Regions from separate parts of the Homo sapiens genome. Here region 1 is linked to region 2. A link is an interaction called in ENCODE POLR2A ChIA-PET data of the cell type or tissue named here. Cell type or tissue: A673. All regions are shown on one strand.

Region 1 (8,000 bases), 290 kb before region 2:
CCCCTGTCAGGCGGCTAAGGTGGCCCGACCCTGCTTGCAGAGTATGTCCAAGCCCCTGTCTAGAACAACCCTGTGTTATCATATCTGTCTACGCTGGGCTTGTCTCTGTTGTGCGTGGGGCGAAGGCTCTTGGGCTTGACAGAAACCCAGAGGAGCCGGTTGCATCGAGAGCTGCTGTGACACCTGCAATGCTGAGCTGTCTGCCTGGTGAGCTGTGACCCCCCCCACCCCCCAGGCTGGAATCCCGGTTGGAGGGGATGCAGGCTCCCCCGGGGAGTGGACGGGCCCAGGGCCTTTCATTGGAACCTCAAGGTCCACGTCTGGGTGCTGGGTGCCACAGCGTGAGGCCCGCGTTAAGAAGAGGCGGCCGCCTGGGCGAAAGGGCCTCTGGGACACAGAAAGGGGCTTGGCCCAGGTTGGGACAGCAGGGGAGCTGCTGGGGCTGGGGACGCAGGTGTGGATGGCTGTGCAGTTGGGCGGGAGCATTAGGCTGCAGTGGGAGGTGGATGGGAGGGGCTGGTCCAGCAGGGAGGGTGCAGAGGAGCCCTTGTGCTCCTGGCAAGAGAGAGGCAGATACTGGCGCTGCCCCTCACCACTGGTGCCTGAGCCCTGCCCGTGCACGGCTCCTGCTGCCTGCGGGATTCTGTCTCCAGGTTGCCAGGTGGCTGGTCATCCTTGTCCCTGGGGCCTGGCTCTAGTGTCCCCTACCGGCCTCTCTATGCCTGCCCCCTAGTTCCTGCACCACTGAGTTTCACAGGCTCCCCTCCCATGCGATGGCCCATGGGGCTGGAAGACACCCTCCCATGAATGAGCTGTCCAGGCCACTCCTGGGTGGCAGTGCTGAGGCCGTGGAGCTGGGGTCAGAAGACCCTGAGACCCAGGCTGGAGCTTCCGCTCAGTCCCCGAGGCTGCAGACCTCAGCTCTCTGTGGGGAGAGGGGAGACCCCTGGCTCAGCAGCCACCTGCGTGGTTGTTCAGTGTGTACTCTAGAATAAACCGGAAACTCTGGAAGTCTCAATGCCTGTCCCCACATCCGGTGCAGAATGGAGAAGGAGGGGACTCTCCAATGTTCCCCCTCCGGCCCAGCTGCCTTAGCCAGTGCTGCCCAGTGGCCCAGTGTGTCCTCAGCGAGCGAACTCCCCCAGCCAAGGGGAACTGGGATCCCGCCCTCTGTGAGTTCCAGGCACTGCAGTTCAGATCTGTTAAAACATCCACCACTGAACGTCAGGATAAACTCTGTCCTGTTTACGGGACATCTGCTTGTGATACTTGGCTGCACGGCTGTGTGACCAAATGTTAGACATCTTTGGTTTTCTGTGTGGCAATTTCTAACCTGTAGACAACGCTGTGGGGGTATGGACATGTGACCGACCTGGCCTTTGACCAGATGAGGGTCACAGGCAGAGAACTGGAGGCCACCTCAGCATTCCCTGGGAGGGTTGCCATCAGATGGAAACTTCTAGAAGGTCCCCCAGATGCTCAGGCATGTACTGGACAGTGGAGGGAGGTTCATTTCACCCTCCCAGTGAAGTCTTCCCACAGTCGCTGTTTCTGGAGCCCATGGATGCTTTCCTCCCTTGTCCGCCACACAAGGTCAGCTCAGCTGGGGTGGGTATTTGGGGCTTCCCTGGGCCAGCAGCTCACACACAGCCTCTGTGGGACCAGGTCCTCCCCAGAGAGAGGGATTCAGTGCTGCTTCCACCTCAGCTCCCTCTGGACCTCAGGACCCAACACCTCTTCCAGCTTGAGGTCACAGGCCCCCAGAACAGAGACTTAGGCCCCAGAGGGGGCAGAGACAGAGTGCGGGCCTGGAAGCGCCCAGCCCAAGGCCCAGCTGCTGCTCACTTGCTCATGTCAGGCATGGTTAGGAGAGTGCAGGGGTGACCAGGCCCTGCAGGACTAGGCAGCTCCAGGTCAGGGGCACCCAACTCTGGGCCTCGTCTTTCCATCTGTAAACGAGGGGCCTGATCTTCCAGCTCCCTCCCTTTCTATGGAAGCAACAGGGCCTGGGCTCCCTGATAGGGCTCCAGGGAGGTGGGGGCTCTGAGCCCCTGGACCAAAGGACCCTTGTTCCTGAGCAGCCTGTCCAGCCACACTGAGGCCTCTGCAGCGCAGCTGCCCATGGCCCGCAGGCAGCCTGGCCCGGCCTGGGGACACCTGGCCCTTTGGATGCTGTCTCCTGGTGGGGCCACTTCCACCTTGCTTGGGGGCAGCCAGATGCTGGGGACCCCACATCTGCCCTCCTGCCAGCCCCACCCACCAGCGGCTCCCAGGATCTCACCTGGATGCTTCTCAGGACCCCGGAGTCCCCAGGAGTCTTCCGGAGTGTCCCATGCCACCAGCTGCTCAAGCCAGAATTGGGTGGTGCACAGGGTCCCCTCCCTCCTGCAACCGTCCCCCTCCCTCCTGCCCAACCCCACCTCTGCCCGATTTAACCCCTGTCATGTTTCAGTCTGGTCACTGCTCAGCCTCCAGGCTGGCCCTTGCCCCCTCCCAAAATGCCAGTGCAGAGCGTCCTGCATCGAGTTACCCCAGGACAGAGCCCTATCTCTGCCAGCCTGACCTCCTAGTCCTTTCTCCCTCCAAGCCGGGGCAGACCACCCAGGGATCCCCGCGGTCCTGCCTTTTACGTGCTTCCCTTCAACTGCCCCCTTTCTGCCGCCCATGGCCTGGTGGACACCAACGCCCCTCTTGCGAGGCTCCGGGCTGAACCACCCTGGGACACCTTGCTCAGGGCTGGGCTGGCCGAGGGTACACTTGCTTCCACGTCACAGCTCCCATGTCCCCGCTGGGTGGTCTGGAGACCTGGTCTCTTCTGTGAGTCTCAGTTTCCCCAGGTGTATTCAGGAGCCTGGGGCTGCTGTGAGTCTCAGTTTCCCCAGGTGTACTCAGGAGCCTGGGGCTGCTGTGAGTCTCAGTTTCCCCAGGTGTACTCAGGAGCCTGGGGCTGCTGTGAGTCTCAGGGCCAGCCTGTAGGGATCCTGGCTGGGGTTTGGCTGTGGAGGGAGCTACAGGTCTGGCTGCCCTTGCCCGTGGCTTTCCCCGGGAGGAGGGCCCTGCCTGTGGGCAGGGTGAAGGGCTTCAAGGGGAGGGAGGCCAGGATGGGTCAGGAAGCCCTGCTGGGATGAACCCAGGTCCCACAGGCAGGATCCATGTGGGGTGGGCTGACCCTGGGCCCTACAGGGCTCACGCCCTTCCACAGCCTCCCTGGCCTGGCAGTGCCTTCTCCCTGTGCCTGATAATGGCTCCTCTTGTGTGTTCAGAACAGGCACAGTGCCTAGGGTCCCAGTGGCTGGAGAGGAGCCCGAATGACCTGAAGTCCCTCTCCAGACCATGCCCCCGCTCCACAGCTGACAGGATGGGGCCGCTGCGGGCGAAAGCTCTCCGGACGAGCCTTCTCCCAGGGAGAGGACTTCTTGGGTCCCTTCCAGCTCTGGGACTCTGGGATTGGGGTCATCGTGACTCAGCAGCTGGAGATGACTCAGGCACTGTCGGATTGACAGCTGAGCCATTTGAGAGCCCATGACTTGGCTGTTTTAGAAGATGTGATGCATTGGCCTCCCCCTGCAGGAGTTGGGAACGCGCAGATTCCGCGAATCACAGTTTTCAGATATGGCTGAAATGTGAATATTCCGATTGAAATGTTATGATGATTACGTGTATCTGAGATCTCAAGTGGTGTGCCTGTTTCCAGTGCAGTGGAGCAGCCCAGAAATCTGAGGGGTGATTGTGAGTAACGAGTCCTCGTTTCAGCTGCCGCACGTGCGTGTGTTTCTGTTTCTGTTGTAGTGATAACCCAAGTGAGCAGCTCAGGGATCAGGACCTGAGGTTTTCAGCACAAACGACAAGAGGTTCAAGTAGAAAAGCAGGTAAGAAGCCCGTTCTATGGAGCTGGTATTTCTCTTCTCTCTCTCTCTCTCTCTTTTTGGGGAGCAGTAGCAAGGTTTATTGTGAAGAGCGAAAGAACAAAGCTTCCACAGTGTGGAAGGAGACCTGAGCGGGTTGCGCCTCTTTTCTTTTCTTTTCTTTCTTTTTTTTTTTGAGATAGAGTCTTGCTCTTGTCAGGCTGGAGTGCAGTGGCATGACCTGGGCTCACCACAACCTTCACCTCCAGGGTTCAAGTGGTTGTCCTGCCTCAGGCTCCTGAGTAGCTGGGATTACAGGCACCTGCCACCATGCCTGGCTAATTTTTGTATTTTTAGTAGAGACAGGGTTTTGCCTGTTGGCCAGGCTGGTCTTGAACTCCTGACCTAAGGTGATCCACCCTCCTTGGCCTCCCAAAGTACTGGGATTACAGGTGTGAGCCACCACACCCGTTCCCGGCCTTTACTTTTTTTTTTTTTTTTTTTTTAAATAACAGCTTTATTGAGATGTAATTCATATACCCTATAAATCACCCGTTTGAAGCACTCAGTTCAATAGCTGCTAAGTGTTCAATTCAATAGCTGCTAAGTGTTTGTGGAGTTCTGTGGCATCACCACTATCTTACCCCAGAACATTTTTTTCACCCCTAAAAGAAACCCCATACTCGACCGTCACCCGCCCATTAACTACCCCAGCCCCAGGCGATCCCGTCTGCCCTCTGCCTCTGTGAGTTTGCCTGTTCTGTACATTTCACAGAAGCGGAACATGCAATATGCAGCCCGTGCCTGGCTTCCCTCACTCAGCTTGACGAAATCACAGAACAGATTGTTCTCAAGGAGGCCCCCGTGGTGTTTTCCGGAGCTCCTCTGCCAGGTCTCCAGTTGCGGCAGGGTCCACGTCGCCCCTCCCCTTGGCTCTGGGTTGGCCTTGTCACCAACGTAGGTGGTGGGGCCACATGGTGCCACCTGCTCCCTCTGCACACCTCTGGGCCCACCAGGTCCTAGTGGGCTGGCATCTGCTGCGGGGGCTCTGGTGTGGGTGGAAACACTGGGTCCCCCCAGGCTCCTCCTCATCCCCTGCTCCCAACTTCTTCCTCCATCCCCCAACAGCCCTCAGAGCTCAAGGGAGGGGGCATTGACAAAGGGTCTCCACCAGCCTGGTCCTCTTAGCTTTTCTGGTCTATGAGCTCAGGCAAAATGGCCAGGCAGGCCCCAGGCCACCTCAGCCCAGCTTAGCCCAGTCCACTCTAGCTTAGTTCAGCCTAGCCCAGTGCAACCCTGTTCACCTCAGTCCAGCCCAGCCAAGCTCATCCCAGCCCACCTCAGTCCAGCCCAGCACAGCCCAGCCCAGCCCAGGTTAGCCCAGCCAAGCCTAGTTCAACCCAGTTCAGCCCAGCCCAGCCTAGCTCAGCCCAGCCAAGCTCAGCCCAGTTCAGCTCAGCCCAGCTCAGCCCAGCCAAGCTCAGCCCAGCTCAGCCTAGCCCAGTCTAGCTCAGCCCAGCCCAGCTCAGCCCAGCCCAGCTCAGCCTAGTCCAGTCTAGCTCAGCCCAGCCCAGCTCAGCCCAGCCCAGCTCAGCCTAGTCCAGTCTAGCTCAGCCCAGCCCAGCTCAGCCTAGCTTAGCCAAGTTCAGCCCAGCTCCCGCCCAGCCCAGCTTAGCCCTGCCCAGTTCAGCCCAGCCCAGCCCAACTCAGCTCAGCCCAGCCCAGCCCAGCTCAGCCCAGCATGGCCCAGCCCAGGTTAGCCGAGCCAAGCCTGGTTTAACCCAGTTCAGGCCAGCCCAGCCCAGCTCAGCCCAGCCAAGCTCAGCCCAGTTCAGCCCAGCCCAGCCCAGCCCAGCCCTGCCCGGCTCAGCCCAGCCCAGCTCAGCCCAGCACAGCCCAGCCCAGCCCAGGTTAGCCCAGGTTAGCCCAGGTTAGCCCAGCCAAGCCTAGTTCAACCCAGTTCAGCCCAGCCCAGCCCAGCCCAGGTTAGCCCAGGTTAGCCCAGGTTAGCCCAGCCAAGCCTAGTTCAACCCAGTTCAGCCCAGCCCAGCCCAGGTGAGCCCAGCCAAGCCTGGTTCAACCCAGTTCAGCCCAGCCCAGCCTAGCTCAGCCCAGCCCAGTCCAGCCAGCCCAGCTCCAGGTCCATGACTTCTAAAGCAGGATGTGCTTTGTGGGTTCAAGCTTGTGGCATTTGGGGAATCACATATGGGGGCCTCGAGGCAGAGCAGAGAGGACTTGCAGGACTGTGCAGCTGACAGGATTTGACATAGAGACAACTGTGGAAACCCGAGTGTGGAAGGCGTGACTCTGGGTCTCAGCAGCCACCTGCTGGGCAGATTACACCAGCAGCGCCCCACCGTGGGGCCAGGCGCAGGTCACGGCCAGTGCTGGGATGTCCTGCAAAAAATCCGGGTTGACCACACACCACCCAGGTCAGCACGTGGTCCCCATGGTTGCTGGAGGCAGCTCAGGCTCCAGAGCACTGACTGTGTGCATCGCTCTCGCTCCACGTTCTAAGCCCTAACACCAGTGGTTTGCAACCAGCCACGGTGGGAGTGTGTGCGGATGCTGCAGACCAGCCCTGCCCCTTCTGAGAGTCCCTTGTTAAGCAATTACCAGCACATTGCTGACTGGCCGAGTCACTAACATACTAGGGTATTTTGATGTTCCCCCCAGAGGACTCTCTGCCCCATTCCTGTCCATGCTGGGGTACTGGTTGGCACAGGGGAAGGTGGCACCTGGCTGTGGGCTGCAGGTGGTACAGAAACCTGTGCTCCCCGCGAGGAGCTGGAGTTGGAGCTGGCCACGTGTGGCATCATCTGTTGGAAGGCATTGGAGACCTTGACTAGGAGCAGCCCCTGAGTGGCCTGACTGCTGGACCAGCTGCAAGCTGAGTCCTAGCCCTCGAGGAGTGGGGCCCCCATCATCCAGGACCTGGCGCCCGCATCTGCAGAGGGCTGGGCTCCATGCTGGGGCCAGAACACAGGGAGCATGAAGGACTCAGAGACCCGCCTGCGGCCATAGCACAGGGTAGCCAGCAGGGGACAGCTGGGCCGAGGGGGTGCCGGACGCAGGTGCCAGCCGCCTAGCAGGGCCCTCTTTCTGTCCTCTATTCAAGGTGGCAGTCTGAAAGACCCCCCCACCCAGACAGCCCTCTGCGATCTGCGAAGTGAGCAGAGCTGCATGTGCTGCTCATCCTTCACCCCTTCATTCATTCACTTGGAAGCACCCAGTGAGCACTGTGAAGTCGTGGGCGCTGGTCCAGTGGTGACTGAGGGCAGTGGTGGGTGCCAGGTCCAGTGGTGACCGAGGGCAGTGTCCTCAGGGACTCACGGTTGGCTGTCCTTAGGGACTCACGGTTGGCTGTGGGGACACAGTGGTGTGCACCGGGTCCAGCGGTGACCGAGGGCAGTGGTGGGTGTCGGGTCCAGTGGTGACCGAGGGCAGTGGTGGGCGACGTGTCCAGTGGCGACCGAGGGCAGTGGTGGGTGCTGGGTTCAGTGGTGACCGAGGGTGTCAGTCCTCAGGTAGTCACAGTTAGCTGTGGGGACACAGTGGTGTATGCCAGGTCCAGTGGTGACCGAGGGCAGTGGTGGGCGCTGGTCCATTGGTGACCAAGGGTACTCGTCTTCAGGGACTCACAGCTGGGGGGGCACCAATGAGCAAAGAAAGAAGAAAGAACAAAAGGAAGATGGGTGGGTGCAGCACATGCTGCTGGGGCCAGGAGGAGCCTCACCCTGTTGTTCCAGGCCCGGCACCCCCAGCCTGTTCCGGGAAAACTGTCTGGCAAGGCAGGCCTGACCTTGCCCAGGCCACGCTGGCCCCTCTCCCTCTGAACCTCGTGGCTCATGGCCCAGGACCCGATGGCAGCGAGCCCATGGGGGTGAGCCTGGGAAGGATGCTCTGTGTGGATGGGGAGTGGCAGGGGCAGGATTGTGGTCTGGGCTTAGGAGGGGGAGTCCTGCGTGCCCCGGGGAGGCTGACTTTTCGGCATTAGAAGGAAATTTGCCTTGAAAAAGAACCTGGGACAGTGCCTGAAAGACACAACTGGGAGGGTCCGAGGCTGGCCAACCCCAGAACTGAGTTCTTGGCCAGCTGCCCAGGGCACCTGGCTTGGTAGGAGGCTGGAGAGGCACTAGAGCCCGCTGAGGATGT
Region 2 (8,000 bases):
CATATCCTGAACTGCTTTTTAAATTTCTTTATGATGTTTTTCACCTTTCTCTGATATTTTGAGTAGCTTAATAATCAACCTTCTGAATTCCTTATCTGGTATTTCAAAAATTTCATCTTGGTTTCAGTCCGTTGCTGGAGAGCTAGTGTGATCTTTGGGATGTATTATGTCACCCTGTTTTGTTATATTACCAGAGTTATTTTTCTGGCTTCATCTCATTTGGGTAGACTATTTCTTCTAATTATTCTTGAATTTATGTTTGGTTTGACTGTATTTCTTTGTTTTTAAATTTCTTTTTTCCCCCTTGAGGATGAGACTTTAATGCTTATAATTAATTATAGCCTGATTCAGTTCTTGGTACTTTCAGGAGTGAGGCAGACTCTGAAATTCCTTGGTTACGGATGGCCTCAGTGTCTTGGCCTTCTTGAACATGGGTTATAGTAGTAATGAACTGGTCGTGTAGACAGACTCAGGACCTCCTGGTTAGCTAGAGTAGTGCAGGTAGAGGTGATAGCTGAGATTGCACAGCGGTTTTCTCCTTCCTGGGTGAAGTGTTATTCTACCAGGAGATGCTGTCCTGGACTGTGTTGATTGCCCTTCAGCCATGAGGTGGTGCTTGCAAAAGAGCAGCAGTGGGATTTGTGCTCGCCTTAGGTTGCCCAGGGAGATACTCTGGTTTCTTAGGCAATGGGCGGGGTCATGTAGCTCCCAAGAGATTCTGTCCCTTGTGTGAAGCTACCAGGGCAGGTGGCGGGGCAAAGCCAGGAGGGGGCTGGACGGGGCGGGTTTGCGCTGATGCTCCCTGTGCAGGGTAAGCAGTAGCCCCTGTGCGTTTCGGGGCACGGGAGCGGTCCTCAGGCCACGGGGTTGACATTCCAGGGGGAGCGCTGCTGTCTCTGCAGCACAGAAAAGTTTGTGCAGGGCGTGGGGAGTGGCAGGCGGTGGCTAGCCCCACAGTTCCCACGCACTTGGAGAGTCGGATCCACTCCCACAGTGTTCGCTGGCAGCAGCGAACTGAGTTCCAGTCAGCCTGTAATCCGACCTTCCACTGCCTGGAGTCATAAGCTTTCCCCATGGAGATAGCAACCGCCGCCTTCAAGCCACGCCCCTCCCTGTCTGCTGCAAAGGTGGGCGTCCAGCCCCTGCACCCGCGGGCCCTGCGCCCGAGGCTCCTGCACCGGCCGTCCCTGCACCCTGGCCCCTGCATCCAAGGCTCCCGCACCCGGGGTCCCTGCACTCGAGACTCCAGCACCCGCAGCTCCTGCACCTGAGGCCCCTGCACCCAAGGTTCCTGCACCCAGGGCGCCTGCACCCGTGGCCCCTGCACCCCAGACTCCCGCATCCGCAACTCCTGCACCTGGGGCCCCTGAACCCAAGGCTTTTGCACCTGGGGCTCCTGCATCCGCGGCACCTGCACCCAAGGCTCCTGCACCGGGGTTCCTGCACCCGGGGCCCCTGAACCCGAGACTCCTGCACCCGCAGCTCCTGCACCAGGGGCCCCTGCACCCGGGACGCCTGCACCCACGGCCCCTGCACCAAAAGCTCCTGCACCCGGGACCCCTGCACCAAAGGCTCCCGAACCTTGAAACCTGCTTTTTACTCTCTCCCACCTGGGGTTATGTCGTGAAACGCCCCCATTGGGAGCTTCTTTGAACCTGAGACCACGCCTGAAGTTCTTGGCTGTCCGCAGGGTCCCCTGTGAGGAACAGTAGGGAACGACTGATCTTGGTCTGCCTGGGCTCTGGGAGTGCAGGAGAGGTCTTCCCAACGCAGCTCCTGCTTTTATATCCCACCACCCTCCCCAAGTCAGTTCCTGCTCCGGGTGGGGTTAGGGCCTTCCTTCTTGTCCTCCTGGACTTTCGGGGTCCCCAGGGGTGTTGCGTATCCCAGAGGCAAACTCCCCCCTCACACTCGGACTCGCAGCCCCTGCCTGACTCACAGGGTGGGCTGCAGCCTCCCGCTTCCTTCAAAGGTCCCTAGAATCCTGCGGTTTTCCCGTTCAGCCATGGCATCTCTTGTTGAAAAACATTTCACAAGGTGAATCTCTACACACTTTTGTCCTTCCAAGCGGGAGAGATGTGCTAGCGACGCCCCTAATCCGCCATGTTGGGGTGAAGATTTTATTTTAAATACTGTGTGGCCAAAGAAAATACGTCTTTGACCCAGACTCAGCCTGCAGGCTGCTGGTTTTCTGTTCATATCAGAGAGTATGTTGGCCCATGATGTACCAGCTCACAGACAAGGCCTGGATGAGCTGCCGGTGACATCTGTGAGCACAACATAAAGGAATTTTAAAAGGTATCAGCAGGTCATTTGCACCACACAGGATAAATATTGTGTAAAATACAGATAAATGTGTTTGTTAAGTACGCTTAGCATTGCAGGAAATTAGACCATCACTTTTTATAAGATAGGAGTTCTGTAACAATAGGGAGAAATAGAAAGAAAATTCATAGAACTAAGAGGATTTCAGAGCCAAAATAGGTATTTAAAAAGTTTTGCAATGGAAACAGCATGTTGTGGAAAGGGATTCCTGGCATAGAGAAAAGTCCTGAGTCCATCCTGGTGAGTGTACAGAATAAAGAAAGAGAGACTTCTTAGAGCAAAGTAAGTAGAATTGGAGGACAGATACGTAAAATTCAATGTGAAGTTAACAAATTTTGAAACAGAGAAACCAACAATGGAAAAAAATATTTTCAGAAAGATAGTAGAAGGGAATTTTACAGCATTGAAGAAAGAGCCACACTGAGAATTGAGTTTTGGGAAAAAATTGATGCAGAAGCCAACTCTGACATGCACCCTAACAGCATGATGGTGATGATGAAGATAGAAAATTTAAACATATGCAAAAGTAGAGAGTGCAGTATAATGCACCTCAAGCAACCACCACCCAGCTTTCATGGCAACCAACTCCTGGCCAATCTTGCATCCTCCCTACCCTACGCCCACAGTCTCTGTAGTATTTTGAAGTAAATATTAGACAAATAGAGTTTTATCTATAAATATTTAGCAAGCATTTCTTTAAAAAGACCATTTCTCCTAAAAATATCTACAATACCTAAAGAAATATAATTTCTTAATATCAAATATTCATCAGTGCTCAAATGTTCATTTTCTCATTAATTAAATGTAATAGATTTTAAAAATAGAGCTTGTTTTACTCAGTCAAAAATGGTTCACACTCTGTGACTTGTATAAGGTCCTTTTAATATGGGCTGACTTCTCTCTCTCTCTCTCTCTCCCTTCCTCCCTCATTCTTTCTTCCATTTTCCATCCTCTCTCCCCCTTTACCTCCCCCCTCCCCCCTTCATCCGTGTACGTCTGTGTCTTGCTTTAATGTATTTCCTTAAGAAACTGGAGTTTCATTGATAAGCAACTTCGGCAAAGTCTAAGGATATAAAATGAATGTGCAAAAGTCACAAGCATTCCTATACACCAACAACAGGCAAGCAGAGAGCCAAATCATGAATGAATTCCCATCCACAATTGCTACAAAGAGAATAAAATACCTAGGAATAGAGCTAACAGGGGAAGGGAAGGACCTCTTCAAGGAGAACTACAAACCATTGTTCAAGGAAATCAGAGAGGTCACAAACAAATGGAACATATTCCATGCTTATAGATAAGAGGAATAAATATTGTGAAAATCGCCATACTGCCCAAAGTAATTTATAGATTCAATGCTATTCCCATTAAACTACCATTGACATTCTTCACAGAATTTAAAATTCATATGGAACCAAAAATGAACTTGTATAGCAAGACAATCCTAAGCAAAAAGAACAAAGCTGGAGACATCAACAGACCTCAAACTATACCACAAGGCTATAGTAACCAAAACAGCATGGTATTGGTACAAAAAGAGACACATAGGCCAATGGAACAGAAAAGAGAATTCAGCAATAAGACCACACGTCTACAACCATAGGATCTTCGACAAACCCGACAAAAATGAGCAACAGGAAAAGGATCCCCTATTTAATAAATGATGCTGGGAGAGCTGGCTAGCCATATACAGAAAACTGAAACTGGACCCCTTCCTTACACCTTATACAAAAATTACTCAAGATGGATTAAAGACTTACATGTAAAATCCAAAACTATAAAAACCCTAGAAGAAAATCTAGGCAACGCCTTTCAGGACATAGGCACAGGCAGAGATTTCATAATGAAATTGCCAAAAGCAATTGCAACAAAAGAAAAAAGTGACAAATGGGATCTAATTAAACTAAAGAACTTCTGCACAGCAAAAGAAACTATCAACTGAGTGAACAGGAAACTTACAGAGTGGGAGAACATTTTTGCAATCTATCCATTTGACAAAGGTCTAATATCCAGAATCTACAAGGAACTTAAACAAATTTACAAGAAAAAAACAAACAACCCAAATGTCCATCAATGATAGACTGGATAAAGAAAATGTGGAACAGAATAGAGAATTCAGAAATAAGAGCTTCTGCATAGCAAAAGAAACTATCATCAGAGCGAACAGGCATGAAAAACTATGCAGCCATAAAAAGGAACAAGATCATGTCCTTTGCAGGGACATGGATGGAGCTCGAAGCCATTATTCTCAGCAAACTAACACAAGAACAGAAAACCAAACAGCACAAGTTCTCACTTATAAGTGGGAGCTGAACAATGAGAACACGTGGATACAGGGAGGGGAATAACACACACTGGGGCCTGCTGGGTGGTGGGGTGGGGGAGGGAGAGCATTAGGAAAAATAGCTAATGCATGCTGGGCTTAATACCTAGGCAATGGGTTGATAGGTGCAGCAAACCACCGTGGCACATGTACACCTGTATAACAAAGCTGCACATCCTGCACATGTACTCTGGAACTTAAAATAAAAATAAAAATGAAAAACGAAAAAAAGAAAAACTGGACCTTTGTTATATAGATTTTCCGACAGTTTAAGTTTGCCAGTTGTCATTCACCATGTTCCTCTGCCGGGCGTATTTCCTGTAAGTTGGTAGTTGGATCTGGAGTCTTAACGGGATTCGAGTTAGTGCTGTTGTTTATTTATTTGTTTTTATTTTATTTTATTTTATTTTATTTTTTGAGACAGTGTCCTTTTCTGTCACCCAGGCTGGAGTGCAGTGGCACAATCTTGGCTCACTGCAACCTCCATCTCCCGGGTTCAAGCAATTCTCCTGCCTCAGCCTCCGGAGTAGCTAGGATTACAGGTGTGCACCATAACGCCTGGCTAATTTTTGTATTTTTAGTAGAGACGGGGTTTTGCCATGTTAGTTAGGCTGGTCTCAAACTCCTGACCTCAAGTGATCCACCCACCTTGGCCTCCCAAAGTGCTGGGATTACAGGCATGAGTCATCATGCCTGGCTGTGTTGTTGTTACTATTATTATTCGCTGATTACTTTATGCGTGGCAGGGGGCTCTTCGGTTCTCTTTTTGTGGTGTTATTGGTCATTACGATCACTATCTATTTTCATTAAGTCACCATGGCCTGTAAATGATGACAGCCTAATTCTTTTTTAAAAAATATTTTTAACTTTTATTTTAGATTCATGGGGTACATGTGCAGTTTTGTTACCTGGGTATACTGCATGATGCTGATGTTTGGGGTATGAGGGATCCCATCACCCAGGTACTTAGCATCGTACTCAGTATTTTTTCAGGCCTTTTTCTCCTCCCTTGCTTCCCCTTCTAGTAGCCCCCAGGGTCTATTGTTGCCATCTTTGTGTCCATGAGTACTCATTGTTTAGCTCCCACTTATAAGTGAGAAGATGCAGTAGCTGGTTTTCTCTTTGTGCATTAATTCTCTTAGAATAATGGCCTTTAGCTGCATCCATGTTGCTGCAACAGACATGATTTCATTCATTTTTATGGCTGCATAATATTTCACGGTGTATATTTACCACATTTTCTTCATCCTATCTAGCACTGATGGGCACCTAGGTTAATTCCATGTCTTTGCTATAGTGAATAGCACTGCGATAAACATGAGTGTATATGTCTTTTTGGGAGAATGACTTATTTTCTTTTGGATATATACCCAGTAATGGGATTGATGGGTCGAATGATAGTTGTTAAGTTCTTCAAGAAATCTCCAAACTGCTTTCTACAGTGGCTGAACTAATCTACATTCCCAGCAACAGTATATAAATGTTCCCTTTTATCCACACCCTTGCCAGCATCTATTATTTTTTGACTTTTAATAATAGCCATTCTGACTGGTGTGAGATCGTGGTGAGATGCTATTTCTATCATTCCCTCTTCACTGGAGTACCTATTTCTCAACTCAATGCCTCTGTGAACATAAACTACCCTCATTGGTGATCTGGTTCCTCAGTGATAGGAAAAGCAGGATGCTTGAGTCTTGCTCTCTGGGTACAATTTCTAAGACATTGAATTGTTGCATTAGCATCCTCCAATGGTGACTAAGTTTTTTGTATTGTTATGAACTCAGATTCAACATACTTGATGTATTTCAGTCTATTGCAGTTATTATTATTATTATTTTTAGACAGAGTCTCGCTCTGTCACCAGGCTGGAGTGCAGTGGCACGATCTCAGCTCACTGCAACCTCCGCCTCCCGGGTTCAAGTGATTCTCCTGCCTTAGCCTCTCGAGTAGCTGGGGCTACAGGCACGTGCCACCATGCCCAGCTAATTTTTGTATTTTTAGTAGAGATGCATTTTCACCATGTTGTCCAGGACGGTCTTGTTCTCTTTACCTCATGATCCTCCTGCCTTGGCCTCCCAAAGTGCTGGGATTACAGGCGTGAGCCACCGTGCCTGGCCTGCAGTTATTACTCTTGCGTATGTTAAAACAGTTCAATTTTTAGCCAGCGTTAGAACAGTTCAATTTTTAGACAGTGGGCACCTCTTCAAATTGGTCTGAATCCTTTTGACATGGCCTACTGGTCTATGATAACTCTTTTGCTTCTAGGAGGGCATGCTGTCCTTACTTGTAAATTCCTCTAAGGATCCAGATAACTTTTAGTGTGCTTGCAAATCACAACTGCCTGGCTGAATGAGCTATTGAACTTACTTCACTGGCTTCTCTGTCTCAAATTCCTTACTGGATCCTCCTTTTCCTGCCTTCTGTTTGTGGCAGTGCCCAGAACTTGGTCATCTGTTGTTTCCTCTTTGCTGTCTTGGTGACATCAAGTAACCTCATGGCCTTATAATCTCATTCTACACCAACACTTCCCAAATGTATACCTTCAGAGTGGACTTCTCCCCCAAACTCCAGAATCCTATAGATCCAGCTGGCTACTCAGTGTCTCCTCTTGCATGTACAAGACTGGCATGGCCAAATTGAGCCCGTGATTCTCCTCACCACCACTAACAGCCCTCCCCAAACCTGCTCTTGCCATCATATCAGTGATAACCCCATCCCTCCAGAGACTCAGGCCAGTATCTCTGGGGCCGCCTTTGGCCCTTGATTTGCCTTCGCCCCTCTTCTGTTCTGTCAACAAAACCTATCAGCTCCAGCAGCCTCAAGACTTCATGTCCTTTGGCTACTGCCCCAGTTCAATCGCTATTATCTTTCTGTTGGATTCCTGCAATGGCTTCCAGCCGGGGTCAGTAACAAACAGATAAAACCTGCTAACCTGAAGTCAGACAATCTCCCTTTTCTACTCAAAACCCTCATAAGGCTTAATGTCTCACTCCAGGTGACAAACCGTCTGGGGAGTGGGGGTGGGGAGTGCAGAGTGTAGGATGCCTTGGAGCTACACTGCACCCTAACCTGCCTGGCCTCTTCTCTGCAGCATTCTTTCTCCCTGGCACAGGCACACCGGATTCTGGAACATCCCTCAGACAAGCCTGTCCTGCTCTCCTTAGGGACTTTGTATCTGTGCTCTGTCTTCCTGGAACGTCTGCTCGGCTGTTCTCTCACCGTCTCTGTTCTTCTCACCTTAGACTGCTCAGCACCAGGAACTGATGTTCAAGGCTGCAGGCATTTGTGATGATAAGAGGAAAGCCACGGAGGCTGGCCAGACCCTAGCACTGGAGACTTGTATTGGCTTCTG

What was found. ChIA-PET counts read pairs that join two places held together with the same protein. Peaks named below come from ENCODE experiments on the same cell type or tissue, not always from the same donor. Only the 100,000 strongest peaks of a DNase experiment are listed, where the experiment ranks them.
Region 1: POLR2A ChIA-PET joins it to region 2 with 19 read pairs; 2 of 35 experiments call an interaction of 5 or more read pairs at or near these places.

What each region holds. Positions count from the first base shown.
Region 1 is chr2:240,383,274-240,391,273 of GRCh38, reverse strand. It overlaps LOC102723825 (a long non-coding RNA gene), which reads left to right and starts at 3,485. Exons shown (of 3, transcript XR_001739239.2): 1 at 3,485-3,623; 2 at 3,790-3,869; 3 at 4,621-8,000. RefSeq lists a cis regulatory region at 3,459-3,469 and an enhancer at 3,392-3,536. In A673, no CTCF peak of the experiment used is centred here; a DNase peak (open chromatin) is centred at 3,473.
Region 2 is chr2:240,089,063-240,097,062 of GRCh38, reverse strand. No RefSeq gene overlaps it. Among named protein-coding and RNA genes, the nearest start is that of OR6B3, 40 kb to the right of the region's middle. In A673, no CTCF peak of the experiment used is centred here; no DNase peak of the experiment used is centred here; H3K27me3 peaks cover 6,774 bases.